Linked DNA regions of Homo sapiens: region 1 is linked to region 2. A link is a loop called in an ENCODE intact Hi-C map of the cell type or tissue named here. Cell type or tissue: IMR-90. All regions are shown on one strand. Links, peaks and the distances in the headings refer to the core of each region. The heading gives the core; the rest is flanking DNA.

The links. Peaks named below come from ENCODE experiments on the same cell type or tissue, not always from the same donor. Only the 100,000 strongest peaks of a DNase experiment are listed, where the experiment ranks them.
Region 1: it touches region 2 in a loop (2.4-fold over the local background); 18 of 110 quality-filtered maps call a loop at or near these places.

Annotation. Positions count from the first base shown.
Region 1 is chrX:100,506,043-100,522,446 of GRCh38, forward strand. No RefSeq gene overlaps it. Among named protein-coding and RNA genes, the nearest start is that of TNMD, 71 kb to the right of the region's middle. In IMR-90, for the core only: a CTCF peak has its summit at 6,627; no DNase peak of the experiment used is centred there; H3K27me3 peaks cover 143 bases.
Region 2 is chrX:100,606,176-100,622,579 of GRCh38, forward strand. It overlaps LOC105373298 (a long non-coding RNA gene), which reads right to left and starts at 15,981. Exons shown (of 3, transcript XR_938469.2): 1 at 15,946-15,981; 2 at 19-93. RefSeq lists a silencer at 8,862-8,991. In IMR-90, for the core only: a CTCF peak has its summit at 8,961 (motif pointing right); a DNase peak (open chromatin) is centred at 9,006.

The DNA.
Region 1 (16,404 bases), core at 2,772-10,771, 100 kb before region 2:
TAAATATTCATGAGTCCTTACTGATGTAAACAAATAATTTAGTAAACAAATAAATGAGGGAGAATAGAGAAACCTCCCATACAAAAGAATTATAAATAATTTATGTGGATACTTCCCTCTCAAGGAGGTAGAGCATAACTCCCCACTCCTGAAATGTGGTCTGTACATAATGACTTCCTTCCAAAGAGTACAGTATGAAAAAGAGAGGAAAAGAGCAACTTTATGGTGGAAAAACTTGAAAACTACTACCTCAGCCAAGGGATCAAGGTTGACATCACTAATAAGCAGTCATGCTGATATCATGTGCCACTGATATAATATGATGAGAATGGCACTTTACCTCTGTGGTCTTTTTTCCAAGAACATACAACCCCAGTCTAATCCTGAGGAAAACATCACACAAACCCAAATAGAGGACGTTTTACAAAATACCTAACCAGTAATCCTCAAAGCTGTCGACGTCACTAAAAACAAAGAAAGTCTGAGAAACTGCCACAGTCAAGAGGCGCCTAAGAAGACATGACAACTAAATGTAATGTGGTATCTTAGATATGACTCTGGGACAAAGAAAAAAGCAAACAAAAATACAGTATGGACTTTAGTTAATAAGAATGTAGCAATATTGTGGCCGGGCACAGTGGCTCACGCCTGTAATGCCAGCACTTTGGGAGGCCGAGGCGGGCAGATCACGAGGTCAGGAAATCAAGACCATCCTGGTTAACACGGTGAAACCCCGTCTCTACTAAAAAATACAAAATGTTAGCCGGGCATGGTGGCGGGCACCTGTAGTCCCAGCTACTCGGGAGGCTGAGGCAGGAGAATGGCGCGGACCCGGGAGGCGGAGCTTGCAGTGAGCCGAGATCGCGCCACTGTACTCCAGCCTGGGCGACAGAGCCAGACTCTGTCTCAAAAAAAAAAAAAAAAAAATTAAAAAACGAACGTAGCAATATTGATTACTTAGTTGTATAAACGAAAAGGTATCTGAGACAGGTCTCAATTAATTTAGAAGTTTATTTAGCCAAGGTTAAGGTCACGTGCCTGGGATACAGGTCTGTGCCATTCTCCAAAGATGATTTTGAGGGCTTCAATATTTAAAGGTAGAAAGCAGCTTGGAGGAGAAAGAGGGAGGGTGTGGTTACATTACTGAATCCATATGTTACAAAAAGGGAGCAGGTAGGGGAATAGTAAATTATGTATTCATCTCACGCTCACTATAAGATAAGGTGAACATGGAGTAGCTACCTATGGAGATATTTAACTTTTTATCTGTACCTATCTGTATAGGAATAAACGGAAAAGCAGCTTCTTGCATGACTCAGCCTTCAGCTTATTTCCTTTTCTTTTGGCTTAGTGAATTGGGGTCCCAAGTTTGTATTTTCCTTTCACATTTGTAACAAATGTACCATACTAATGTAAGATATTGACAATATGGGAAACAGGATGCAGGGTATAAGCTACTGTATCTAATTTTGTGTGTGTGTGTGTGTGTGTGTGTGTGTGTGTGTGTGTGTGTATATATATATTTTTTTTTTTTTTTTTTTGAGACAGAGTCTCGCTCTGTCGCCCAGGCTGGAGTGCAGTGGCGCGATCTCGGCTCACTGCAAGCTCCGCCTCCCGGGTTTACGCCATTCTCCTGCCTCAGCTTCCGGAGTAGCTGGGACTACGGGTGCCCACCACCATGCCCGGCTAATTTTTTTTGTATTTTTAGTAGAGACGGTGTTTCACTGTGTTAGCCAGGATGGTCTTGATCTCCTGACCTCGTGATCCGCCCACCTCGGCCTCCCGAAGTGCTGGGATTACAGGCGTGAGCCAACGCGCCCGGCCTAATAACGTATATTGTAAAAGGACTAATGGCCATGCCCTAGTCTAGTCCTAATAAAGAGTTCCAGACATCACAGAACCACTGTTAGTCCTATTTCCTGGCACCTTATGAAGCAATTCCTCTGGTCAGTCACTCCTCTGGTCAAGCAATTCATCAGACCTAGGAGTACGGGTGGGGTGAAGGAATCAACGCCAGAGTAGTTGGTTATCTATCCCCATGCTCATCAACTCCTTACCCCAGCAGGACTTTGGGGTGGCCCACCTACACAGGCATTCTGGACTACTGCAATTGATTATTGCAGTGATTGAAGCAAGCAGTAATCATTTCAAGGCCACACAGGAATGAGAGGCAGGAATGAGGAGAAGCAGGAATAGAGTTCAGAAAGTTTTCCTCTGTCCTATCTTATCACTGCTGCCTCTGGATCCTCTGCACCAAGCGACAGTCACCCAACTTTCTACACACACCAGGTCAAGGCAGCATGAAGTATCCCCAGAGGTTTCTCACAGTGCTATTGCTTTTGCTGCTGATACTGCTGTTTCTAGAATCTATGTTTCTCTCCAGCTTCTACAGTTTCTTCAGAGTTCATTTTGGGGAGGGAAACAGCAACTCCTTTATCAGGAATTGTAAATATCACTCTTATTAGATGATGCTTACTCTGTGCACAGAACTTTACTTGCCTTATGTCATTTGATCCTTTCAACAACTCTATGAAGTACATGCTATTGTTATACCATGTACATATGAGGAAACTGCAGCACAAAAACGTTAAGCAACATGCACGAGATCACACAGCTGTAAGAGATGGAAATAAAATTTAAACCCATTCAGTCTTAATTTAGAGAACACGATCTTTGTTCATCATCAGATACCCAGTGATTAGCAGATTGTGAGTACTCAAAAAGATTTGTTGAATATTTGTCCAATAATGAACGAATGGATGGATGGTAAAAAAATTACACTATCAGACCGGGCACGGTGGCTCACGCCTGTAATCTCAGCACTTTGGGAGGCTGAGGTGGGTGGATCACTAAGTCAACATATAGAGACCATCCTGGCCAACATGGTGAAACCCCGTCTTTACTAAAAATACAAAAAATTAGCTGAGCGTGGTGGCATGCACCTCTAGTCCCAGCTACTCTGAAGGCTGAGGCAGGAGAATCACTTGAACCCAGGAGGCGGAGGTTGCAGTGAGCCAAGATCATGCCACTGCACTCCAGCCTGGCAACAGAGCAAGACTCCATCTCAAAAAAAAAGAAAAAATACACTACTAGCTTCACCAGCAATCTTATTCCTCATGTTTTCCTCTGTTTGATTGCCTTAGTATCTCAAAAATATACTATGAGGCCAGTCTATGTATCTGCATAGTGCATTCTACTTTTAGTTTTTACCATTTAAAGAAACACATTTGCATTTCTAATAAATAGAAACACTTGCCTTTTGATTTTTCTGAGGCAACAGAGGTGACAAATTCTCATTACCAGAGCTCTATCTCAAAAGCTGGCTTGTTTGCTCACTTTGATTCCTCATGGAAGTAGATTCTTCAAAAGAAAGAATGTAAATGGCCATCAAACATACAGCAAAGATGCTCAGACTCAACAATTATGAATGAAATATATATTAAAAGAATGCCAAAATACCATTATTCAAACTGGCAAAAATTAAAGCACTGAAATACCCAGTATAGGTAAGGGTTCTAGGAAACAGACTTTCTTATACATTGATTTGTTCTTTGGAGTTTAAGTTGGTACAGCCTTTTTAAAAGAAAATTTGATAAATTCTAACATTGAAATGTGCAGACATGTTGACTCAAGATTTTCATTTCTAGAAAATTTATGCTACACAAAAGCTTCTGTTGTACAAACATATCTGTTGTAGCATAATGTGTATAAAAACTGGAATAAGTGAAATTTCTGTTAATGAGAGAATGGTTACATAGATTAAGACAATGGAATACTATGGGGTCATAGAATGAGAGAAACCTATATGTATTTACATGGAAAAGCATCCATGATATTGACCAATGAAAAGTACAGAAGAGCCTATAAAATATTATTCAATGTTTATAAGCCAAAACTAATTTATATATGTCTGAATATATACATTTTTGATATGCATATGAAAATTCTGAAGTTATTCCAATCTATCAATAATAGTTACCTCTGGGGAGTAAGATTAATGGCATGGTGGATCCTCACTTCTGTAACACTGAAATTTCTTCACAACGTAATAGCTCTTTTGTAATTTTTAAACATGTATATCTGGAAGCAAAGAAAGAAAAAAGGAAGGAAGGAGGACTAACATTTGCTTAGAATCCTCACTAAGATCAAAAAGAACTACATTTGAAAAATAGCCAGGAATCATAAGGCCTTTGTTTTATTTGATGTCTTCTAGACTTGAGCTTATAGGGAAAGCTCTCTAGGCCATTGAGCACAAAGGTTCTTGTAAAGAGCTCAATCCCTCCTAACAGAAAACTCGTGTGGTTTTATGTTGTCATGCTAGTGATTAGGGCATCCCACACCCCTTGGGGAGAGAAGAAAGTGTGACAATTGCTTTAGCCCTTGAAAGAAAAATGGATTTAAATGCAAAAGGAAAATTTTCTCATTTTTTCTTATGTTAATTATTTGAATATATACATATACATGTACATATACATGTATGTATGTATCAGCAGGAACTATCTTCCCTCAGCCACACATGAGAATGTATCCCCAGTTGTCAGAGGTTGCTGGCCAGATCCTTGCTATTCCCAGTGTCTAAAGTTAGGCAGATAAGGGGCCGTGCAAAGTTATACTGAGAATCTGAACAGATGAATGATCCAAACACTGAAAGAAGAGAAAAGGCCAGGGTTCTGGTGGAGGGTTGAAGAGGCAGCCTCTTTTTGCCTCCAACTCCAGACTATGTGACCATCTCATTGTTAGACCTATGTTTCTCATAATATGTCTTGAGGGAAAAAAGTCTAATCTCATCTTAAAGACGAGTATCCTTCTTGGTAAGACTATAATAGTGTATTCAGTCAGCACCCTGACCTTTCTTGCCTTCACCTAGCTGAAATGTGTAGTTGTATAATTAACCAGAAACCAATTAATTTATGCAACTCTTTACCATCACTTTCATTTTCATAATGAAGACCATTCCTACCAATTCTGACCCTCACAACGGCAATAATCAATATTAAAATTACACGGCTTAGCCTGAACAAAGGATGAGAAAAATAATGAAATAAATAAAAGTTAACAAACACCAAAAAGCACAACTTATGTTGTTACAGCCATATTTCTTTATATAACAAGAATCATTTTCAGAATAGCAGAGACTACAGTTTGACAACCCCTTGTGTGAGCTATTGGCCTGAAAAACACAGCCTTGTAATTATTTAAGGGAAAATGGGCATGGAATTTAGACAGAAGGAATGTCCAGATAAGTCCATATTTGGAGAATAAAAACAAAATACTAGATTACACTGTGTAGGTATGATAGACCCGTACTTACCTGGGAAAGGTAATAAAAAGTTGGCACAAATAGGATGCCAACAGCGTAGTGTATCTCAACAATTCTGGAGGCAGGAAATCTTCACAAGGTAATATATTTGATTTGAGCTTTTTCATCAGCTGTACTAAGTGAAGAATCATTACTTGTGCCCAATCATTTAGGAGTCTGGAGTCTTCAAAGCTCAAGGAGTAGGGGTTGGAGGCCCTTTAAATTCTTGCTAATGTGTGATCCCCAGACTAGTAATATAAGCATCACCTGGGAGGTCATTAGAAATGCAGAATCACAGCCCCCATTCCAGACATAAATCAGAATCTGCGTGTTAACAAGGTGCCCAGGTGATCTGAGATGTGCTGCTCTGGATGTTAGCTGGGAGTTGCACTTGCCTGATTTCAAGCACCAGAGCCATGTCTCCAGTAGCTAAATCCCAGCATCTACCCCTATTCCTAGTCTGACAGCCAAACTCTTAGGAGATAGAAGTGCACAATGGTATTAGCTGATGGTCTGATCAACCAACATTTATTAAACTTCTACTGTGTACCCAGCCAAGGGTTAGGCCCTTAGAGAGACAAAAGATGAAGCCCCCTATTTTCAAGAACTGAATCTTCTTGCTGGGGGAAGAGAAGAGAGGCATATCCATATGCCAATCCACTTCCTCACCTTCTCTCCCTTTCTTTCTCCTATTCTAGCCACAACAGAACTGATCCCTGTTCTCCAAACGTGCCCTGTGCTTTTCTGCCTTCGTACTCAATATTCTGTCCACCTGCAACTTTTCCTGTCCACCCCATCTTCAACTACATACACCTCAAAATCCAGCTCCTGCCTACCCTAAATTACTCTGCCTACCATCCCCCCAGAGTGCATTTCTATATGCACCTTCACCATTATCCGGTTAACACTTGGCTTCAAGCTAGCTGAAAAGATTGACGTTTTTTGAAGCTAAAAAGAAACTTCAGGTGGAATTTCCCATTCTCCCAGCTAAACATAATAACCCTCTTAATGCTTGTACTTAGGGTGATCCTAGAACTGTCTCTTCTTCCAAAATGTTTCAGTTCATTGCCAAAGCACTGTTGAGGTTAAAGATTGTTAAAATGTCTCACCTAGCTTAAAATCAAATTTTAGGACTTCATCAAAATTTGAAATGTTTTATTCAGGGATCAAAATATTGGTCCCCAAACACTGGGCTTCTCCCAAAATATTTCTCACTCCCCTACATGGCTTACACAAAGAAACAAACACACGAACACACACAAACTCAGAGGCCCAAAGCAAGTCACCTGCATTGTCAAACACTGGGTGTAATTCTCAGTGAATACTCTAGATGGTAGCATTGTGCATTTTATTCTCCTATTCTTTTCATTGATTTTTCTAATTCATCATTTTATATATCAGGAAAGACATGTGTGGAGGGGGAGAAAGGTCAAATATTAATTTAATATTAATATGAATCTATAATTAGTTGAAAATTAATAACAATATTAAAAACTTTTCCAACATTTTGTTGCCTCTTAGGCCAATTTCCTGACTCCCTTTTCCCTATTGCTCAAATTCTTGGTTGACACCATTGACTGACTCCACTATCTCATATCGCACTCACTTTCCAACCCTTTGCCATCTTCCCTACCCAACCCTTCTAAAATTATTATTTCATTAACCTCCCCAGTGATTTCCTACTAGCTAAACCCAACTGCCTCTTCTTAGGGCTCATCCTAATTCATTTCTCTGAAACATTTGCGAGGTAATTAACTTTCTCCTTTTTTTCCTCGCAATTTTCCCAACTTCTTTATTTTGAAATGTTTCAAACCTACAAAAAATTGAAAGAATACCACAAAGAGCAGCCACATACTTTCACTTAGATTGACTATTTAACCTGTTACCATACTTCCTCCATCCTTCTTTCATTCTCCCTTGCTCCCTCTCCCTCCCTTTCCAACTTCCCCTCTCTCTTTCCAGATATCATGGCACTCTAGATACTTCAGCATACGTTTCCTAAGTTGCAGATATTATTATACTTGAACCTTAAGTTCCTCAACATGCATCTCGGGAATAAGTACATCCTCCTACGACACCTCCTTCTTGAAATTCTTTACTTTCCTTTCCTACCATTGATTCTTCTTCTACCTCTGACAACACTTTTCTAGAGGCCTAAGGTAGAGAGGGTGGAGCAGGGCAATGAGTCTGGCCCTGGTTTAGCCAAAAATCAACTCTGTGATTTGAAAGAAAAAAAAATTTGCTTAATTATAAAAATAACACATGTCCGTTGTAGAAAACAGGGGAAATACAAAGTTTAAAGAACATAAAAACCATCTAAACCTACTATCTAAAGATGATTACTCGAAAAACATTTTTTTAGTCTTTCCCAAAGCATAATCTATTTTATACAGTTGAGCTGGTATGATAAATACAATTTTCTATCCTGTTTTTTCACTTAACATTGAAAATAAGCATTAAAAACTTTCCATAAAACATTTTTATTGGCTGAATATTATTCTATTATTTTGTTCAATGTAATCTTGAAGAAAAGATGAAACTTCCATTTTAAAAATGAGCAAAAGGCTTAAAGAGCAATTCATAAATGAATACAAATGGCCAAAAGTTTATGAAAAAAGTATTTAACTAGTAATAAAAGATAATTTCAAGCTAAAATGACACCATTTTTATCTATCAAACTGACAAAAAATGTTTTTAAAAAAGAAATAATAACCATGGTTGGAAAAAATGAGAGGAAACAGACAAATACTACTGATTAGAATACAAATTAGTATTTTTTTTTGGATAAAATTTGCAGTGCATAATTTTGAAAACCTTAAAAATATACATACACTTTAGCAAATATGTTTGTAGGAATTCATTCTAACAATATAATTGGGCCATTGCACCACAATACATGCACAAAGATGTTCATAACTGTGATTTATTACAGATTGTTTCCAATCTATTGCTAAATAAAAATAATATGAAATTAACTAAGTAGATTATCGCACAACCATACAACATAATACTAAGCAGCCACTAAGCATATTGTTGAATAATAAAATTACAAGAAAACTATGGGCTCGGATGGGTGGCTCACGCCTGTAATCCCAGCACTTTGACAGGCCAAGGTGGGCAGATCACGAGGTCAGGAGATCGAGACCATCCTGGCTAACACGGTGAAACCCCGTCTCTACTAAAAAATACAAAAAATTAGCCAGGCGTGGTGGTGGGCTCCTGTAGTCCCAGCTACTCGGGAGGCTGAGGCAGGAGAATGGCGTGAACCCGGGAGGCAGAGCTTGCAGTGAGCCAAGATCGTGACACTGCACTCCAGCCTAGGCGACAGAACAAGACTCTGTCTCAAAAAAAAAAAAAAAAAAAGAAAGAAAACTATGATTTTTCTGTTACATATTTCTATATTCCTTGAGGTTTTTCCAATAAACATGCATTGCTTCTGTAATGAGTAGAAAACAAAGATTTTTAAATATTGTAGAAATATTTATTAGCATGAAATATATTAACAATAAATTGATGATTGAATAAAACCATTTATAGAAAACATGCATTGTATGATGCTATTTTAATGGCTTTAATAATATAATTTACACACCATAAAGTTCATCCATTTAAAGTGAACAATTCCATGGTTATTAGTATATTTACGGAGCTGTGCAACCATCACCATGATCTAATTTTAAAACATTTTCATCATCGCAAAGAAAGTCCTCTCCCATCCTCCCATCCCCATCTTCAGCCCTAGACTACCACTAGACTACTTTTCATCTGTATGGATTTGCCATTGTAGAAATTTCATATACATGAGATCATACCATATGCAGTCTTGTGATTTCTTTCATTTAACAGTATTTTCAAGTTTCATCCATGTAGTATGTATCCGTAATTTAATTTTTTATGAATGAATGATATTCCATTGTGTGGATATAACACATTTTATTTACCCATTCATCAGTTGATGGACATTTTGGCTTCTTTTCATTTATCAGCCATTATGGATAATGCTGCGAGTTTTTGTGTGAACATGTTTTACTTTTTTGATAACTAGGAGTGGAATTGCTAGGTCATATGTTTATACTAGGTTTAACTTTTGGAGAAACTGTCAAACTGTTTTCCACAGAGACTGCACCATTTTACATACATACCAGCAATGTATGAGGGTCACAATTTCTCCACATTCTCACCAGCACTTGTTGTTATCTATCATTTATTATTGCCATTCTAGTATGTATGAAGTGGTATCACTTTATGATTTTGATTTTCATTTTCTTAATGACTAATGATATTGAGCATCTTTTCACATGCTATTGGCCATTTGTATATCTTCTTTGGAGAAAAACGTCTATTCAAACCTTTGCCTGTTTTTGTTTTTAAAAATTGAGTTGTCTTTTTATTACTGAGTTCTTTACATGTTCTGGATACCAGTTCCAAGTCTTATATATGACTTTACAAATATTTTCTCCCAGTCTGGGAGCTATCTTTTCACCTTTTCAATATCATTTAAAAGACAAAAATTGTAACTTTAATGAAATTCAGTTATCTTTTTTTTTTTAATGGCTGCTGTTATTCGTATCATATCTAAGAAAATGCTGCTTAACCCAAGGTCACAAAAAATTTACTCCTATGTCTCCTTGTAAGAGTTCTATACTTTTACATCTTACATGTAGGTCTATGATCCCTTTTGAGTTAATTTTTGTGTATGGTGTACTATGGGGTTTCAAATTTACTCTTTTGTATATGGGTATCCATTGTCTCAGCACTATCTGTTGAAAATGCTATTCTGTGTTCAGTGAATTGTCATGGTCCCTTTGTAAAAAATCAATTGATCATAAATATTAAAGCATATTTCAGCACTTTCAATTTTATTTCATTGATCTATATCTCTATACTATGCCAGCATCACATCTTGTTATCTTTAAGCTATATTAATGAAGAGAAAAAGACTGAAAATAAATGGATTAAATCATCAAAAATAAAATATTTTATTGCATGTACGTACCATATGTATTTAACTACTTTCCTCTTCGGGGGCATTTTAAGCTACTTACAGACTTTCACTCTGGTAAGTAACACTGTGATGAGCATCCTTCCACAAACCTGCTGTATTTCAAGTTACTTTCTTAAGATAGATTCCAATCAATGCACCCATTCAGTCAAGAGTAAGAGTGTTTTTAAGATTCTTTAGATATATAGATGAGAGAGAGAAAATGAGAGAAAGAACAAGAGGAAAGAAGGAAAGAAACGTGTGTGTTTGTATGTATACATACATGTCAAAATTAATTTACATATAATCTGTACCAGTTTACACCCCCAACAAGATGTATTACTTAGAGAAAGTCACCCATATTCTCTGTGTCTCAGATTTTTCATCTATCCAGTGAAAATTTGTTTACAAGAATGTTAGAAGCATCAAATAAAATCCTTGTTACAGTGGAGCTATAACAAGTTTTTAAAGTTCTGTAGACATATAGGGTATTGTTATTTCCATTTATTTTGTCCAATTATGATCAATATGCATTTAGTGAGCATCTACTTCCTGCAGAGAACTATGAGTGGCACAAAAATAAAGCAAAAATTAATTAAAAATTAATTCATTGACAAGATGGTAAGCTACTTGGAGACAGAAACCATATCTCATAGAGGATATAAGAAAAGCATTATAGTACAAAAGAATATGATAGCTGTTACAACAGATGTTACAAACACAATCATTTGGATTCACAGAAGATGAGGAGATTAATTTCAGCCAGGGAAATGAGAAAGACTTCCCAAAAGAGGTAGTATTTAGGGTAGGAGTGGAAATTTGATGGAGGTTGTCATGTTGGGTTGTCACGTTTCATTAAGAAGAACATTTCTGTAAAGAGCTAATTCTTATGTTTATTCTATTTTTTATTCCATTTCTGATTGGTTTTTCTTATTCTTATCTTTTCCCAAGGTTAAGATTTTATTTACCTAACTATAAAGTTAGGATTATCATGCCATACCTGGAGTGGTTAAAGATACCTCCTGATGATCAAATACTCAGAATACAGAGACTTCGTTGTGCCTTCCCCAGCAAGTGGACCCTAGGTTTTTATGCAATTGAAAAGGCCCATTTTTATAGTTTGATCTCATCCACCATATAAGGAACTGTCGAAATTATTGGCTCAGACTGATCAGATATGTTTTCATTTGTTGTGACCCTAGTCTTATTACTGTCATAATCAAAATATATCTGTTCTTCAATAATATTGACATTGTCTTGGGAAATAATTATCTATGGGTCTCACACATTTCTGTATCGCTTGCAAGCAGAGACAATGATTATTTTCAAAGATTTTTGTATAGCAAAGAGCCATGAAAGATGAGATAGTGTCTCTCTCTAGGACAAAGGGCAAATTTGCTTATTGTTCAGTAAAATATAAGTTTCCCTCCCACTCTGCTCCTGTAGATAAGGTCCCCTAGCCAAACAATCTTCCGTATTGAGGGGATAAGACACACAGTTTTTGCTTATCCCTGAGTGATTGGTTTCAGTTTCCTGCTATCTTTCAGAATTATTGAAACAAGTCAATCACATCCCCCACGAGAACTGGGGGGCACCTTATCCTCTTGATACTACAAAGCTTACCTTCTAAAGCCTCTGGCTGTTAACTCTATTCCCACATGTCATCCCATGTGGCCCTGCATGTCATGTGGTGTCCTTCTCCACTAGGCTGTGAGTATATATGACTAACGAACTGTGGTGGACCTTACCTGTCCAGTGTTGAGTGTTAAGTGTTTGGTCATCTTCGTAACCCTGGAGCAGGAATCCGCCTTTATCAATGGGTTAAACAGGAGGTGGTCAAGACATCCAGAATAATAAAGATAATGTTTCCTTTTAGAGTAAATGTTGAGCATATTTATATGCAGCCAGTTTTAAAAGATTTGGTTCCCTACGTTCAGGATCCCTGGGCTGTGATGCCACTGTGTTCACAGCCTCTATCTAGCCCCCTCTGCATCACCCTGTGGGAGTTAGAGGGGAAGGGCAAGGGGTGCTGACATGAACACAAAGCTCCTGCTGTTTGCTGTGCAATGAGTAATGAAATCCTTTGCCTCTGACCCAGAAGTTTCATATTTTCTCCGAGCATCCATAAAACTGGCATGCAAGTAGAGTAAAATCTCAGACCCTTCATAGTTCTTGACAAATTGTACAGCCTGATAAAATTACCTTGCAATTTTCTTGAGTGTCTCTTCTTTATTAATCAACCAATGTGTAAGTGCATTTTGCAGTGATTCTGAGTGGTGTTTGGTCTGTTTCAGTTTAAGTTAAAGCCTTTGGTCAATCTGGTTCACTGATATTACAAGTGTTCTTTCTTATGGATTATTAAGACCCACAATATTGACATCCACTCGTTTAAAAATATCATTGCTACCACTGGGACACCAATGAATGAACGAATGGATGAATGAATGAACAAGTCACTGAAATCATTGAATCGTTGACTGTTTCCTGTAGTAAAAGAGTCTTAATTAAATAAAGATGGAATTTTGGGGAATGTACACAGGAGTTCTTATTATTCAAATGTTCATTATCAAAGTCTACACAGTATGTTCCTGCAGAGAGCAAAAGTTTCCATGACATATAAAGTGTTTATTAATGAACTAGCCATAGTAAAATTACAGCCCATTTAAACATTCCTCTTTGACTAACACTAGTGTCTATCCCTTGCCATTGCAGCAATGATCTTTTCTTCCTGTAAATATCCAACATCGTGCAGTGAAAATTTGCAAAGTGAAACTGAAAATTTTGTAAAAGATGCAGAAGTATAAAGAAGATAAAAGATGTTGGAGAACTGCTCAAATAACTTACAAAGTCAATGACAAATGATCCCTCGGCAAAGTTAGATAAGTTAACAATTGAAGAAGAGAAAATGAACAAGGATGATGACAGCACTGACATTTCAAAAGAGGACTATTTGAATAATAAAAGCTTAAGAAAGGTCCTTGGAAAAAATGATGCAGCTCTCAAACATTTTTGTAAAAATGACCCTCTAATAAAAGTCAAAAGTGAAGTGAAGGATATTGTTACCATGCTATCACATAAGTTTGCCAGAGAATTATACCCTTAAAAACAACAATTCATTCTTCGTTTTAAGAATTAGAAAATAGCTGAATTAGAACCTATATCAAATGTAAGATAAAATCTCTTTTCATAATTGTTTCACTTTTGAACTAAAATCTCAACCAAATCTTTTATTTTTTCACTGTTTATTATGAAACACTCCCTGTTTCACATACATTCTCTTTAAGTGTCTTTTTTCAGTACTAGTTTGTCCTGCATAATGAGGACTCCCTGTGATTACTTTGCTATATCAGGCTTCCTTTAATCCTGGAGTATATATTCCACTAGCACAGTAATTCCTAAGGGTGGTATTCATACCACTGATAGTACACTAAATGATTTTAAGTAATTTGCAGATAGTCTTTTTTATTTTAATACTTATGCATTTATTTTAATATGTATTACCAAAAATATAATGTATTAATTAACCCAACTTCTCACAAACTATTATGGCTTAAGACAAAGTTAAATTTTAAAAGGCTAATAGATTTAAAATAAAAAATAAAATGTTAATTATCTTTTTTATGCAAATGGTAGGCATATGTGGCAAAAGTTATAACTCATAAATGACTCCAGTTTAGGAAGCACTGCACTAGCATAAAGGTACCAGGCACAAATCTCAAGCACTTTCAAAAGATGACATTTGGTGGCCAAGAATGTGTTCAGCAGGACAACAAAGCCTCACATTAGTGATAGGACAGGCCCCTTCACATCATAATTGTGGAACAAGTCCCTACTATTCAGATACACTTAAAATTCTCCAGGAACAATTAGTTTAAAATAATTAGGGACAAGTTTTGTCATCCCCCATCTCCTCCCTCTATGTGTCACTGCATCTTCCTCTACTTTCTGAACACCCTACCTGTCATCCATTTTTACCAATTTTTTTTTTTTTTGAGACGGAGTTTCGCTCTTGTTGCCCAGGCTGGAGTGCAATGGCGCGATCTTGGCTCACTGCAACCTCTGCCTCCCAGGTTCAAGCAATTCTCCTGCCTCAGCCTTCCCGAGTAGCTGGGATTATAGGCATGCGCCACCACACCCGGATAATTTTGTATTTTTAGTAGACACGGGGTTTCTCCATGTTGATCAGGCTGGTCTCGAACTCTTGACCTCAGGTGATCTGCCCACTTCAGCCTCTCAGAGTGCTGGGATTACAGGCGTGAGCCACCGCGCCCGGCCTATTTTTACCAATTGTTACCTGAAGGCTTGGCCCTATCCCACTTTCTATAGTAATCCAGGCTGGAGGCCAGAGTACTTCAAAAGCCTCAACATTGACCACCTCCAACACCAGGGAAGCATAATCCATTTCCCTTTCAGTGAAAGCATATGTGTGTGCACACACATTTGTGTGTGCGTTTGTGTGTGTGTGTTGTGGAGGGTATTATGGAGGTAATCATAGTAATGGCCTTCTATTTGTTGTCTCAATTCAAATATCTTTTTTAGTAAATAGTTTTTATTTTAATTGATGGAAGAAAGGGAAGCAGCATCTCAAACAGATATTCGTACACCCATGTTCATGTTCATGTTCATGGCAGTATTATTCACAATACTCAAAAAGCGGAAACAATCCAAATGTTCACTGATAAATGAATGGACTAAAAAATGTGCTGTACACATACAGGGAAATGGTATTCAGCCTTTAAAAAGACAGAAAGTCTGACACATGCTACAACATGAATGAACCTTGAAGACATTATGCTAAATGAAATGCAGTTGTCAGGGACTGAGGGAAGGCGAGAATGGGGAGTTACTGTTTAATGGGTACAGTTTTATCTTGTGAAGATGAACAATTTCTGGAGATGGATTGCGGTGATGATCGCACAACAGAGTGAGTGTATAAAATGATTCTGAACTATACACCTAAAATGGTTAAAATTGTTATGTTACATATATTTTGCCACAGTGATGAATAAATAAGAAGGAGAAAGAGAAGAAGAGGGAGAGTGAGGGAGGGAGAGGAGGAGAAGAAGGAGAAAAAAAGAAGAAAGTTGATTTACACTGGAGAACTCACAGGACCAGGACATACAGATACCAGAGTCCTCAGAAAACTAGGGTGAGACATGGGGCTAATATAGGGTGATAAGTTGTTGAAAGTCCATATATAAAGTGGTTGAATGACCACCAGAGATTCCAGGCAATTCACCCACAAACAAAGGTTTACTCTGTGGAGAAACTGAACCAAAACAGACCTAGGGTAAGGCAGGAATAGATGTGGAGTTGGAAACAGGTGGATAAAGTGAAAGTCTACACACTAAATGTGGAACCCCTCAACTCCTGTCCCCTCTCCCCTGCTCCCAGAATGCAAGACACCAAACATCTGCTCCCAAGAAGATTAATTTTCCTCTTGAGAAATGGAATGGCCTATAGAATACAGCCTTCAGATTTTGGCATTTCGGAATCACTCAATAATAACATCAGCATACCAAAAGATTAAAGAAGGAAACAATAAAAGGAAACAGGGAGAAATAGAGATAATGCAAGTAAAAGACTTTTTATCTTTATCATTATTTTTTCAATCAATAATATATTTATATGGTTCAAGGTCAAATAAATATAAATAGGGACACAAGATTGGTCTCATTCCTATCCCTTCTTCCTCATCCACCTTCTTTCCACCCCCCACTCCCCTACAGGTAATCATTTTATGAGTTTATTTTTGCCATTTTAATATTTATTTATGTAAATACAGGAAAATATGAATATATATTTATTTTCCTTTATATTACAAAAGATAGTATACTATATATTGGTTTTCATCTTAAAAATTTTTTTCACTAAAAAGCTATCCTGGTGATGTCTCCATATCGTACGTAATAGTCTTCATTTTTGTTGTTGTTTTAATTTTGGCTTTTTTGCTTTTAGGTTTTTGTTTGATTTTTGTTTGTTTTTTGCCTGACAGGGCACACTATGTATGCATGTCATGGTACATATGTAATTTTGTACATATCTATCCATAGGATATCTCTGGATAGATTCCTCAAAATTGAACTGTTACGTCAAAGGGAAAATAGATCTGTAATTATGGTAT
Region 2 (16,404 bases), core at 4,114-12,113:
AGTCACTTGTCTACTTACTGTTTTGAGATTGGCATTCCATTGTCTATCTTCTCTTCCATTCTCTTAACTTCACACTCAGGCCTATCGTCCTTGCTAAAGGGGGTTCAGAAAGAGAGAGGCAGAATGAACCAAAGGAAATAGAGCAAGCCACAATAAATTCCTCAACCAAAACAAACTAACAACAACAAAAAAACCCAGCATCTCCATAGTCCTGAGATGACCTCTGCCTGACAGTGATATTAATATATTGTTTATATTTATCCTTCTCTGCTGATGCTATCATTTGCCATTCTGAATGTTCCACTGACAGCAGTAATTCTACTGGTCTTATGGAGATGTTGCTTTCTAAAACACAATTCAGGCTCACACTCATATCAGTCACCAGTGAGCCAAAAGCAAGACACCTGCCAAGGGCAAGGGATTTAGGGTACAGGCCCCAGCCATAGTTGAGCTGCTGAAGTAGAGAGTAAAAAAGCAGCAGTGCGACTATTTAGAAATAAAACACAAGGATTTGAGCTTGTTTATTTTGCAAAGGATCCATGTTGCCTATCAACTCACAAATTCACTGTGTCCACTGAAATTTGTTCTTAAGGATGGGGGTTATCTCTACACAGCAATATTGTTCCAGCCTTGTGTATCTGGTGAGCCACCGTAATGTAAATCTTCCATGTTCCCAATAATAGCTTTCAATGTTTGGGTTATGCTAAATCATATCATGCTGAAATCAGAATGGTTTGTGGTTGACCTTTTCATATTTCCTGTTCCTCCAAACTACTTCTCTTTTTGAGAGTTTCTTCTTACCAGGGCATGTCAATCTAGGGTAACTGTTAAACTAACATGATCAACAAGATATGAAGAACCCAGAAACCTGCTAGAAACTATGGCATGACAGATGGAAAATAGGTTATCCTCTTTGTTGTCTAGGCATTTACAAAATACTTGGCATGATAAAAACTGTGCTTTGTAAACAATTAAGAAAGTGTAAGACAGAATTCTTTTCAGGATTCAGGAGAACAAGAATTCTTCATATGCTCTCAGAGACCAAGAACTTCTGTCCCTCAAAAACCAACAGTGATGGTTTTCTCAGAATCAGCCTATCAGTTATATCAACTCAAAAATCTGCAAAGCCCTGATTTCCCAAAGATATTAGTCTTACTGTTAAAATCAAGTTCAGCTGCATATGAAAGGAAATCCTAAAATGATGTAACTTAAACAAAGTAGAAGTAGATAATCTAGGTTGTCCAGTCAACTGACCCATGTACCTATCTTTCTGTTCTTCTATCCTCAGTATGTAGTTTTCATCCTCAAGGTCACCTCATGGTCAAGGATAACTCTAGTTCTAGCCATCGTGTCTACATTCTAGATTGGCTTCAGAAAGAAGCTGGACACCACAAAAGCACACCCCCTAACTTTTAGGGAGACTTCCACTTACACGTCATAAGCCTGAACTTAGTCATATGGCCAAACATAGCTTCAAAGGAGACTGGTAGCATTCTTTGTTCTGGGTGCATTATCACTTCAAATGAAATCAAGATTCTGTCACTGAGGAAGAAGGCGAGAAGACATGCTGGAGGAGGTAATTGGCAATCTTGGCAACATCTAGTAACTTGTCACAGGATCTAGGATCCCTACTATTAAAAAGTTAATGCCTTTTGTATTAAGTTGCTGTCCCTCAAATTCTCGTTAAATGTAAATATATTACTCGGAAAGTGATAAAACATTAACAAATTAAGGCCCATTCTCATACGATCACAAACCAATCGATGAGATGAACATTTTCTCTGAAGAATGAGAGCATAAATAAAGAGAACTAAAAACCCTACTTGAAAAATAAATAAAGGATAGGTTAAAGGAAAGCATCTAGAGGACTCTGTAAAATCAAGACACTACAGGTCAAAAGGCTAAGGGTGGGGAGGGAGCCAAAACCAATTTTGCTTACATCACAATTTTGCTGCAGACAGACCCCACACTTCTGGGTTGATATAATGGTACGGAGTTGCTACAGTCTGCAGATAATACCCAAAGATATTATATCACAAGGCAAACAATTCCATTTATTATCTTTTGCAAGATTTTTGTTTTTCATTTTTACCAACCAAGAGGGAAAAGTGGTACTAGGAGATGTAGGGCTGGTTGGAAAAAGGAAAGAAAAAAATCTTTCTAATAACTATAGCTCTTGCTCTCGAATCAAAATAGAGCACCATTTTGAAAAAAAGTATGACAGGTTTTTCTTTTCAAAAATCCTCGTTAGTTTTTGGAGTAAGACCTTTGTAAAATGAATATTATTCATCAAAGGGATTTTGATTTGACAGACTTAAATTGACTAGAGAAAGTTCAAGTTCTACATTATGGGGAATCAAAATGTCTCTAGCAGAACAGAGTAAGTTTCATGACACATCATACACTAAGCAGATGTGAGAATCTTAGGCCAGTAAAAACAAGTTCTATTTTACTGTCACCCAGGGAAATTTCCCTTTTCTTTTGAGTAGACAATAATCCACACTTATTTTTCTAAATCTTGATTTTTTGCACTATCAGTGGATCCCATCAGTCATGGCAATGAATATGGCTTTGGAGATAATAAAAGGCTGTAACCAATTTATAGACCAATCCCAAGAGCGTAAACTTTTATATTCAGAGAAACTACAATGACAATTTAGGCCACCAGAGAAAAAATAAAGAAAAAAAATATTAGTTTGAAACTTGTTCACAGTTTTCAGGCCAATGAACACAGACTGATTCCCTACAACACATTCATTCTGAGCACTCAATAAATATTAACCAACATTCCCCAGTGTTTTGACCCAATATTACATTTAGGCATCTTAAGAATGAAGCCCACTTTAAGTACTGAGAGATTGCTTCACAGAAATTTTATTTGTCTTGATATTCGATCAAATTATTTTTATGCTAAACCTTCTTTACCCAGTGTCTACATTTTATTAATCAACTGGTCCTTCACTTTAAGCTTATGAGAAGTTGTACAGAAAACACTGAGAAAAGTTTTCTTTCATTTGAGGGTATTATTATCATGGTCGCAGATATTTTGACTTTGGGGACTTGAGGGAAGGTAAGGGAAAGCTAATCCATGTTTCAGCTTTTCCCCAAAGCCTCCAAACTATTGCCCATCCAGTTTCCTTTTAGATGATAATTAAGCAGTCTGCTGGAGCTGAGAAAAAAACACCTCAAACTGCAGAAAATTGAAATCTATCTTTTATCAGGCATGCAAGTATTTCCCTCCAGGTGTCTAATTCCACATTCCAAAGCACGTTGTTTTCAAAAACAGAGTAATTCAACATCTCACAATTTTTCTTACACATTTCTGTACATTTCACACCCTGTTCCAACGTGTTCAATTGGAGTGCAGGTTACTCATGAAAGAAGTGCTCTATTTCATTTCATGGAGTGACATGTCTAGGAGACCATATTTTTCAGTTATAGAAGTTTTAGATGGGTTTCATTCTATGTCATCTTTGAAAAATGAGTAATCCCACCCCAAGGGTCACATTCCTACCCCACGCAGAAGTAGCCCTTGTCTCTAATTATCCAACCAGAAGGATAAGATTTCCATATCAAAGAGAAAAAAGACCATCACAGACTTCTTTGTTATACAAAGCTTAACATCAATAGACTGACTGTGCTCTCTACTGGTAAAATCAAGAGCTACAACTAGCATCAAAATTTTACTTTATGAAAACCTTATGGAAATAGGAATTCAAAAATTGTTTACTGTGCCCAGAAATAGGATTTCTTGCCAACTGAGTTCAAAAATTACAAGAAAAGATTATTCTTTAGCCTGAGAGCAGAGGCAAGTGTAGTCAGAGCAGCCCCAGGATCAAGGTGAATACAGATTCATATACTAGTACCATTTGATATCATTGTCAATGTGTTACTAGTTGCTTAATGTGTTCTGACCAAACACAATGGTCCAGTGGTTCTCAAATTTTAGTCTGTTATCAGAAGCTCCTGGGTTGCCTGTGAAAAATACACAGACTTAGATCTGAGGTACGGAAATTCTGATTCTGCAGCTTTGGGATGAAGCTCTGGAATTTGCAGTTTATCAATTCCTCCCTCCCCTGGTGATTCTGGTGCAAGTGGCCCAAGGAATACATTTTGAATAACATTGATAGATTTTGCAAAACATAGATTTTGCAAAACACCCTTGTCAGATGTGCCTGAACCACAGGAACTCCATCTTGAATAGGGACTGTGTAAAATAAGGCTAAGACCTGCTGGGGGGCATTCCCAATAAGTTAAGGCATTCTTAGCCACAGGATGAGACAGGTGGTCGGCACAAGATACAGGTCATGAAGACCTTGCTGATAAAACAGTTTGCAGTAAAGAAGCCAGCCAAAACCCACCAACACCAAGATGGCGACGAGCGTGAACTCTGGTCTTCCTCACTGCTACACTCTCACCAGTGCCATGACAGTTTACAAATGCCATGGCAACATCAGGAAGTTACCCTATATGGCCTAAAAGGGGAGACATGAATAATCCACCTCTTGTTTAGCACATAATCATGAAATAACCATAAAAATGGGCAACCAGTAGCCCTTGAGGCTGCTCTGCCTATGGAGTAGCCATTCTTTATTCCTTTACTTTATTAAACTTGCTTTCACTTTTCTCTATGGATTCGTTACAGGAAAGGGGTCCTAATCCAGATCCCAAGGGAAGATTATTGGATCTTGTGCAAGAAAGAATCCAGGCGAGTCTGCAGTGCAAAGTGAAAGCAAGTTTATTGAGAAAGTAAAGGAATAAAAGAATGGCTACTCCATGGACAGAGGAGCCCCAAGGGTGGCTGGTTGCCCATTTTTATGGTTATTTCTTGATGATATGTTAAACAAGGGGTGGATTATTCATGCCTCCCCTTATTAGACCATATAGGATAGATCCTGACATTGCCATGGCATTTGTAAACTGTCGTGGTGCTGGTGGTAGCGTAGCAGTAAGGACGACCAGAGGTCACTCGCGTCGCCATTTTGGTTTTGGTGGGTTTTGGTCGGCTCCTTTACTGCAACCTGTTTTATCAACAAAGTCTTTATGACCTGTATTTTGTGTTGACCTCCTATCTCATCCTGTGACTTAGAATGCTTTAACTGTCTGGGAATGCAGCCCAGTAGGTTTCAGCCTCATTTTACCCAGCTCCTATTCAAGATGGAGTTGCTCTGGTTCACACTCCTCTGACAGACTCGTCTCAAATTATTTATTGTGCGAGATCCAAGAACTCTCTTGGGGTCTAGATCAGGACCCCTTTCCAGTAACACCCTAATAGTGTGGTCAGAATAATTACAAACTAGTATGTCAGCAACACCATCTTCAGAACTATGATCTCTCTGGCGGGACTGGAGGAAAGCCTTTGGTTTCCTTGCTCTCATAGGTGCCAGCTCTCTGCCTCCACCTGTCTTACTGACTCCTGTTTGGTGTTTGAGTGAAGGAAAGTATTTTTAATTAATAGTAATAATAAAAGCTAACACTTACTGAATGCTTACTATTTGCCCAGTACTAAGTGCTTTTCTTATATTAATGTAATCCTTATAGCAATCCTATGAATGAGGTAGAATTATTATTATTCCTATTTTACAGATAAAGAAACGGAGACATTGCCCAAGATTACACACCCTGTTAAGTAGCAGAGCCAAGATATAGAAGGCAAGCAGGTCTGCTCCAGAGCTCATGTACCTAACCATTCTCTATACTAACTATATACATTTCAATGGGAAAATACGAGCCTTCTTTTCTTTGTGATTATATTTTGACTTTACCCACTGAGGTACAAAATTATTGAGTAGAAAAAAGGTTTTAAAATGTAGTCCTTTATCAGTGGCTTACTTGATCAAGTTCCGTTTCCCTGAATAGTGTGTGATCACAGCAATATCCACTATTTCAGAGGCATTCAAACCAGAATAACTCCATCTTGAATAGGGGATGGGTAAAATATGACTGAGACCTACAGGGCTGCATTCTCAGGAGGTTAGGTAGTCTTTGTCACAAGATGAGATAGGAGGTCGGCAGGACTGGTATCCTGCTGATAAAACAGGATGCAGTGAAGAAGCCGGCCAAAACCCACCAAAACCAAGATGGCAACAAAAGTGACCTCTCGTCGTCCTCATTGCTCATTATAAATTAATTATAATGCATTAGCATGCTAAGAGACATTTCCAGCAGCACCATGACCGTTTACAAATGCCATGGCAACGTCCAGAAGTTACCTTATATAGTCTAAAAAGGGCAGGACTCGGTTCAGGAAATTGCTTGCCCTTTCCCTGGAAAACTCATGTATAATCCACCCCTTGTTTAGCATATAATCAAGAAATAACAGTAGGTATAGTCAGTCAAGCAGTTCATGCTGCTGCTCTGTTTATGGAGTAGCCATTCTTTTGTTTCTTTACTTCTCTAATAAACTTGCTTTCACTTTACTCTGTGGACTCGCCCCAAATTCTTTCTTGTGAAAGCTCCGAAAACCCTCTCTTGGGGTCTGGATCAGGACCCCTTTCTGGTAACAGCTACAATGCTTTTATAATGCTTTCTGTGTTCCCTGCAAATTCATTGCCTCACTTAGATTTGGAAACTGACACATTAAGCAACTTTTCTGAAGTCACTAAGGAGTTGATGGCAGCAATGAAAGAACCCAGGGAATTTCACTTTGAAATATGTCACCCTGGTGTGTTGATTATTTTAAATTAAAGGCCCTTGAAGGTCAGTAGATGCTAGAAGAGGCTTTATTCCTTCATCCGAATTAAGACAGGACCGGCAAAAAAGAACATAATTGCCTTCCAGTTCTTCCCTGAAATTTCATTATCTATCCCAGAAAAGAAGACTGAGGAATACAGCCACACCTGGACAGACTTTTTCACAAAATATCTGTTTCTCAGGCTCATTCAAATTCCAAAGAATCATTTACAAGTTAACTTTTGTCTCCCAGGCTCATTCATTCTCCCTAATAATTATTTACTACCCCTCAAAAGAATTGCCTATGTTCCCCATCTCCTCCTCCCTTATAAAGAAGGGTATATACACCTCCGGGCCTCATAGGTTATTGGGTAATCACATTTCGGTGATTTCCCCACCCTCTCATGCATGTTAAAGAAATTCTATATGACCTTTTCTCCCATTAATCTGTCTTTTGTCTGTTCATTTTCTGTGGCCCTTCAGATGGCTTTCCCTCTTCAACCCTACAGCTGTGTAGTAAGACCTCTACTCATCCTCCATGTTGGCCCTCCCCACCCAATCCCTGCATGCTCACCACTCAATCCCTTTACATACTGGCTTGGTTTAAGTAGCATAATATCCATAGCCTAGGAATGGCCATATATGAAAGATATAAAAGAACAAGCTGTGTATTACACAAACTTGTCGTGGCTTTTGGAAACCATGCTAGTGCCCAAAAGACAAACAACATAATTGAAGACGTCAGCCTAGACAAAAGAGGTGTTCTTTTTACGGTTGTCATAATAAATCTCTCTCTCAACTTTACTTGGCATTTAGGTATATTAGGCCTTCAAGTGCAGACCTTTAATTTCTTCCCTGTCTTTTTAAACCTCACATTAAATATCACTATTTTCTTCTCTATATCCCCCTCATAAAATACTGTTAAAGCAACTTGGACACAACAATATCCTTCTCCTGCCCTCTACAAACAATTCATGAGCCCAAAGCATGTGCAGTTATTTCTAGTTGCAACTATGAAAGAAAAAGGTTAGCAGTAGCTAGCTAAAATGTTTGTGAGCAACTGTAAGTTCCAGCCAGGGTTTACCAATGCCCCAGAGCAATTTGCAAGAGGGGGCTGCATTTATATCCTGAGTCATCATGCTAAATCCCAAGGTGTAGAACTTCATCCTTCCATCAATTGCCATGAGTCTTGAGAGTATGAAGTTACCCAAATTCATGAAACAATGGTAATAAAAGGGATTGATTGATACCTTTATCCCCAGACTGGTTTTTACAAACCACTGGAAAAACCATGTTGGTAACAGGGTATGCTCTGTGATGATCCCCACATCTAAAACCGTTTTTTTCTCTCCTCTTGCTGTAGCAAAGCCTCAATTCAAAGCAGTTTTCAAATCATGTGTAAGGTAAATAGATACCCTTATCTTAAGGTAAATAAGTGAATTAATGGAATAAGGCACTATTTTATGAACTATTGAATTAGCAAAAATTAAGAAGATTTTCAGTGTTGGTAAATGTATGTGAAGAAAGACACTTTGATATAGTAGTAAGAGGAGTGTAATTAGTGTAGCTATCTTGAGGGCAATTTGGCAGTATCAGTCAAAATTAGAACTGCATATACTCTTTGACCAGCTGTTCTTCAATTGGGAATCTAATCTAAATATATATACTTTTAATATATAAAAAATATAATTCAAAGGGTATTCGTTGCATTGATTGTGATATGAAAAAAATTGGAAAAAACCTAAATTGCATTGATTATGAAAGAAAAAAAATCTCAGTCTAATAATAGGGCATGGTTAAATAAATTATGTTGTGTCCCTACTCTGGAACACTACATTAGATCTGCATGACCTGGTATTAAAAAAAATGTAAGAGGCATTTTTAAATGAGGAAAAACCAAGGTAAGGAACGGCTTGTATAATAAAATAATAGCTAACCAGGTGAGACTTCTGGAATGGCGCAGTGAGGATCTCCGTAAATCCACTCCTCCATAAAATCAATGAAAATGCTGGGAAAATTATAAAAATCAACTTTATTTTTTTTTTTATTTTTTTTTTTTTTACAAATCTGGAAATTAACCCAAGGTCTAAAGCAATCTGAGGAGCATTTATTCAAGAAAAACCACAGCACCTATGTAAGAAAACTACATTTTTAACTTGGCCTACTCCCATGTTTCTCTCCCCAGCTCCACAGTTCCCTTGAAAACCAGCCAACTCACAGCCAGAGGAGCTGTAAAAACAAAACAAACAAAAAAATCAAAAACAAAAAAAGACAGCAGCTTTACAGCCACTAGAGGGGGCAGACTGGGTTTGGAGCTCCTCAAAAAACTTCTATCCCACAGCATTGTTACTGTTTGACTTGTCGCATACCTCTCTGGGAAAGCCCCATTTATACAGTGCTTTCATATGTGACCTGACTCTGAGCTTGCTCGACAAGAAAAGCCCTATCTTTAGTGCATTTATCAAAAATAATCAGCTGCAATTGTTTAACATCACAACTGCCTGAGGTGATTATACACGTTTGGGCAAGCCAGGGCCTGTCCAAAAACTTAAAAGAAAGATCTAAGGAATGCAATGTTTGTAGTGGGCTTTAAAGAACTTGAGACCAGCCTGGCCAACATGGTAAAACCCTGTCTCTACTAAAAATACAAAAATTGGCCAGGTGTGGTGGTGCACACCCATAATCTCAGCTACTCGGGAGGCTGAGGCAGGAGAATCGCTTGAACCTGGGAGGCGGAGGTTGCAGTGAGCCAAGATCATGCCACTGCACTCCAGTCTGGGTGACAGAGCAAAATTCTGTCTCACACACACAAAAAAAAGGGTTTAAAAGATGCAAACAGAAATTACAGAAATTATGGAGTTGCAAAATACAGTAATTGCAATGAAAGATTCACTAAAATTGTTCAATAGCAGATTTGAGCTGGCAGAGAAAAAGAATCAGAGAACCCAAACATAGGTTAATTTAGGTAATTCAGTCTGAGTAATAGAAAGCAAAAAGAACGGTGCTTTGGAGACCTGTAGTATACCATCAAGCATACCAATAGACATACAATGTAAGTCCCAGAAGGAGAAGAGGGAGACGTAAACAAATAGAAAGAATACTTGAAGAAATAACAGCCAGAAATTTCCCAAATTTTATGAAAAACTTTGCTCCTCATAGCTAAAAGTGCAACAAACTTCAAGTAGGGTCAACACAAGGATATCTACATCCAGTCACATCATAGTCAAACTGTTGAAAGACAAAGACTCTTTAAAGCAGCAAGAGAAAAGCAATTCGTCTCTCAGTGAGATTAATAGTGGACTTCTCATCAAAAAGGACAGAATGCCTTCTTGCCTTCATGGAAGACGGAATGCATTGGGATGGCATCCTCAAAGTGCTGAAAGGAAAAAATTGTCAACTAAAAATTCTGTATTTGGCAAAACTATCCTTCAAAACTGAAAGAGAATTAACACATTTCCAGATGAACAAAAACTGAAAGAATTTTTCACTAGCAGATCTGACCTACAAGAAATACTAAAATAAGTCCTTCAGTCTAAAATGAAAGAACTACACAGTAATTCAAATCCACACAAAGAAATAAATAGTACCGGTAAAGGCATATACGTAGGTAAACATAAAAGACAGTATAAATGTAGTTTGATAACTTTTGTCTCCTCCTACCTTATTTAAAATATAATTGCATAAAGAAATAGTTGTAAAATTGTGTTGATAGACTAATAATATAAAATATATAATTTCTATGACAATAACAGCCCCAAAAAACAGATGGAATGGAGCTATATTGGAAAATGATTCCATATACTATTAAAATTACATTTCTATTAATCTGAACTAGATTGGTTTGCTGTTGTTGTTGTTGTTGTTATTGTTGTTGTTGAGACGGAGTCTTGCTCTGTCGCCAGGCTGGAGTGCAGTGGCGCGATCTCGGCTCACTGCAACCTCCACCTCCCGGGTTCAAGCGATTCTCCCTGCCTCAGCTTCCCAAGTAGCTGGGATTACAGGCGCCCGCCACCAAGCCCAGCTAATTTTTGTATTTTCAGCAGAGACGGGGTTTTGCCATGTTGGCCCGGCTGGTCTTGAACTCCTGACCTCAGGTGATCTGCCCACCTCGACCTCCCAAAGTGCTGGGATTACAGGCGTGAGCCACCGCCCAGCCTAGATTGTTTTAAGATAATAATTGTAATCCCCAGAGCAACCACTAAGAAAATAACACAAGGGATATATGGTAACAGAAATGACAAATTAATTAAAATAGGGCATTAGAATAGGCCTACATGTCACAAAGTAAGGAAGTAATGGAAAAACAGAGGTACAAAAATGATATGACATACAGAAAACAAATAGAAAAATGGCAGATGCCAGTCCTTTCTTTAAAATCAGTAATTACATTACATTTAAATGGAGTAAACTCTCCAATAAAATGTAGAAATTGACATAGTGGATAAAACAAACACAATTCAACTATATACTGTCTATGAAAAAACTACTTTAAATTTCATATGGAACCAGAAAAGAGCCCGTATAGCCAAGACAATCCTAAGCAAAATGAACAAATCTGGAGGCATCACACTACCTGACTTCAAGCTATACTACTAGGCTACAGTAACCAAAACAGCATAGTGCTGGTATAAAAACAGACACACAGACCAATGGAACAGAATAGAGATCTCAGAAATAAAACCAAGATGAATTAAAGACTTAAATGTAAAACCCATAATTATAAAAGCCCTAGGAGAAAATCTAGGCAATACCATTGAGGACATAGGCACAGGCAAAGATTTATTGATGAAAATGCAAAAAGCAATTACAACCAAAGCAAAAATTGAAACACGGGATCTAATTAAACTAAAGAGCTTCTGCACAGCAAAGGAAACTATCATCAGAGTAAACTGACAACCTACAGAATGGGAGAACATTTTTGCAATCTATTCATCTGACAAACATCTAATATCCAGTATCTACAAGGAATTTAAACAAATTTACAAGAGAAAAACAAACAAACCCATTAAAAAGTGGGCAAAGGACATGAACAGACACTTCTCAAAAGAAGACATACATGAGGTCAACAAACACATAAAAAAAAAAGCTCAACATCACCAATCATTAGAGAAATGCGAATCAAAACCAATCAAAACCACAATGAGATACCATCTCACACTCGTCAGAATGGCGATTATTACAAAGTAAAAAAACAACAGAGGCTGGTGAAGCTGCAGAGAAAAAGGAATGTTTTTATGCTGTTGGTGGGAGTATGAATTAGTTCAACCATTGTGGAAGACAGTGTGGTGATTCCTCAAAGACATACAGAAAGAAATACAATTTGACCCAGCAATGTCATCACTGGGTATATACCCAAAGGAATATAAATCATTCTATTATAAAGATACATGCATGCATATGTTCATTGCAGCACTATTCACAATAGCAAAGATATGGAATCAACCTAAATGACCATCAATGATAGACTAGATAAAGAAAATGTGGTACATATACACCATGGAATACTATGCAGCCATAAAAAAATAACAAGATCAGCCAGGCGCAGTGGCTCATGCCTGTAATCCCAGCACTTTGGGAGGCTGAGGTGGACAGATCACGAGGTCAGGAGATGGAGACCATCCTGGCCAACATGGTGAAACCCCGTCTCTACTAAAAATACAAAAATTAGTCCGGTGTGGTGGTGTGCACCTGTAGTCCCGGACACTCGGGAGGCTGAGGCAAGAGAATCGTTTGAACCTCGGAGGCAGAAGTTGCAGTAAGCCGAGATCGCACCACTGCACTCCAGTCTGGCAACAGAGTGAGACTTTGTCTCAAAATAATGATGATGATAATAATAATAACAATAATAATAATAATAATAATAATAATAATGAGATCATGTCCTCTGCAGGGACATGGATGGAGCTGGAAGCCATTATCCTCAACAAACTAACGTGGGAACAGAAAAACAAACACTGCATGTTCTCACTTATAAGTGAGAGCTAAACAATGAGAACACATTGACACATTGGGGGAAACAACACACTGGGGCTTGTCGGGGGGTTGGGGGAGGGAGGGAGAACATCAGGAAGAACAGTTAATGCATGCTGGGCTTAATACCTAGGTGATGGGATAATCTGTGCAGCAAATCACCATGGCACCCGTTTACCTATGTAACAAACCTGTACATCCTGCACAGGTACCTCGGAACTTAAAATAAAATCGAGGGGAAAAAAAGAAAGCATTCTTATTGTCAATTATGAAATCGTCAAATATATCAAATATAAATTATATTTTTCAGATGAATGTCAAACAGAACATGTAACATGTATAATGTAAAAAGGGTATATGAGGAAAATGAATAAGTACCACTTTTAATAAATATACTGATTTTAAAAATAGTGTGAGACTAATTACCTTAGAAAACAGAAAAACAATAAAAATCAACAAAATCCAAGTTGACTTTCTGAAAGGATCAACAAAAGTAATAAACCTTTAGCTAGACTGACCAAGAAACAAAGATTCAAATTGCTAAAACTATAAATGAAAGAGCAGGCATCACTACCAACTTTAGAGAAATAAAAACATTATAAAGGAATACTATCGACAATTGCATGGAATCGAATTAGATAATCTACATGAAATGAACAAATTACTAGAATAACTCACAAACTACCAAAAGTAATTCAAAAAGAAATACAAAATCTGTATAGCTTTATGACAAGTGATTGAATTGGGAATCAATAAACTTTCCACAAAGAAAAACACAGGCTCAGATGGCTTCACTGGTTAATGCTATCAAAAGTTTAAACAGGAATTAATACAAATCCTTCATAAACTCTTCGGAAACTGGAATGTGAGAAAACACTTCACAACTCATTCTATGAGGCAAATATTACCCTGAAGCCAAATTAAAACAAAGACATAATGAGAAAGCTACAGACCAATATCCCTTATAAACATATGCACAAAAACCCTCAACAAAATATCAGCAAGCCAAACCCAGCAACATAAAGAAAAATTTATACATCATAACCAGTTGGGATTTATTCTGGGAATGCAAGGTTGGGTCAACATATGAAAATCAGTCAACATAAACCTAAAATGATCAATTAAAATATTTTAAAAGACAAAAACCACATCATCATTTCAGTAGACACAGAAAAAGCTTTTGACAATGTACAATATCTTTTTATGATAAAAATGTTCAACAAACTAGGAATAAAAGGGAACTTCCTAAACCTGATAAAATGTATTTACACGGTGGCTCACGCCTGTAATCCCAGCACTTTGGGAGGCCGAGGCGGGCTGATCACAAGGTCAGGAGATACAGACCATCCTGGCTAACACGGTGAAACCCCGTCTCTACTAAAAATATAAAAAATTAGCCGGGCGTGGTGGCGGGCGCCTGTAGTCCCAGCTACTCGGGAGGCTAAGGCAGAAGAATGGCGTGAACCCGGGAGGCGGAGCTTGCAGTGAGCCGAGATCGCGCCACTGCACTCCAGCCTGGGCGACAGAGCGAGACTCCGTCTCAAAAAAAAAAAAAAAAAAAAAAAAAAAAAAAAGTATTTACAAAAAAACCCACAGCTAAAATCAGACTTAAATGTAAAAAACTGAAAACTTACCCCTAAAATCAAGAACAAGACAAGAATATCTGTGCTCACCATTTTTATTGAACATTGTACTGGAGGTTCTATCAGGAGAATTAAGCCAGAAAAAGACATATAAATCATCCAGATTGAAAAGGTAGAAGTACAATAACTCTATTTGTATATGACATAATCTTGTATATTGAAAATCCTAAGGAATCCACAAAACAAAACAAAAACTATTAGAAGTGCACCAAGGCCACAGGATATATGATCAGTGCATGAAAAACATTATATTAGAGCTTCATCTCACACCATACAGGAAAATTTATTCTGAATTTTTCGTAGACTTAAATGTAAGAGCTAAAAACAATAAGATTTTTAGAAGAAAACATAGGATAAAATCTATAAGACCTTAGGTTAGGTAAAGGTTTCTTAGATATGACACCAAAAGCACAATCCATCAAAGAAAAAAATTGATAAATTCAGCCTTAGGAAAATTCAAAACTTCCACACTTCGAAATGACGCTATTAAGAGAACAAAAAGACAAGCAACAGACTGGAAGAAAATATTTGCAAAACACATATGCAATAAAGGATTTCTATTTAGAATACAGAAAGAACTCTTGCAATTTAATAAGCAGACAACCCAATTTTAAAATGGACAAAAGCTACGAGCATACTTTTCATCAAAGAAGATCTACGAATGGTTAATAAGCACATGACAACATGCTCAACATCGGTCATTAGGAAAATGCAAATTAAAACCACAATTAATACCATTTTGTACCCGATAGAACGAGAATGAAAAGTAAAACAAACAACAACAAATGTTAGTGAGAAGGTGCAAGAATGGAAACCCTCATGAAATGCTGATAGGACTGTAAAATGGTACAGCCACTTTGAAAGCAGTTTGGCAGTTCCTCAAAATGTTAAACATATAACTTCCATACAACCCAGCAATTTCATTCCTAGATATCTATCCAAGAAAAATTAAAACATATGACTACACAAAGACTTGCATGGAAATGTTCACAGGAGCATTATTCGTAGTAGCCATATATTGGAAACAATCTGAATGTCTATCAACTGACAAATGGACAAAGTGCGATATAACAGAATAGTACTCAGCAATAAAAATCACAGACTACTAACACATGCTATGTCATGGATGAACCTCACAAACATTTTGTAAAGTGAAAGAAGCCAGGCAAAAGAAACCACGTATTGTATGATTCCATTTACATGAAATTTCTATAAAAGACAAATATTTGGAAATGGAAAGTAAACTAATGCTTGCCTAGGGTTGGGGGTGTGAACAGAGATAAACTGTAAATGAGCAAGAGGGATGTTTATTAGGAGAGTGAAAATGTTGTAAAACTCATTTATGGTGATGATTGTACCACTCACTAAAATCACTGAATTGCACACTTAAAAGGGGTGAGTTCTCGAGACCTTCCTGGCTAACACGGTGAAACCCCGTCTCTACTAAAAATACAAAAAATTAGCCGGGCGAGGTGGCGGGCGCCTGTAGTCCCGGCTACTCGGGAGGCTGAGGCAGGAGAATGGCGTGAACCCCGGGGGCGGAGCCTGCAGTGTGCCGAGATCGCGCCACTGCACTCCCAGCCTGGGCGACAGAGCGAGACTCCATCACAAAAAAAAAAAAAGGGGGGGTGTGAATTCGGCTGGACACAGTGGCTCATACCTGTAATCCCTGCACTTTGAGAGGCCAAGGTGGGCAGATCCCTTGAGCCCATGAGTTCGAGACCAGCCTGGGCAACATGGCGAAACCCCGTGTCTACAAAAAATACAAAATATTAGCCGGGCATGGTGTCACGTGCCTGTAGTCCCAGCTACTGGAGGGGTGAGGTGGGAGGATCACCTGAGCCTTGGAGGTCGAGGCTGCAGTGAGCCGTGATCGCACCACTGCACTCCAGCCTGGGTGATAGAGTACGACTCTGTCTCAAAAAAAAAAAAAAAAAAAAAAAAAAAGAGCTGAATTTTATGATATGTAAAATATATCTCAATAAAGACCCTTTAAATATTAGACTGACACATAACGCTGTTTTAAGTGTCTGGCATATAAGCAACTCATTTAATCCTTATAACAGCCCTATGAAGCAAGTAATATTATTTATCTTTTCATAAATGAGGAAACTGAGGC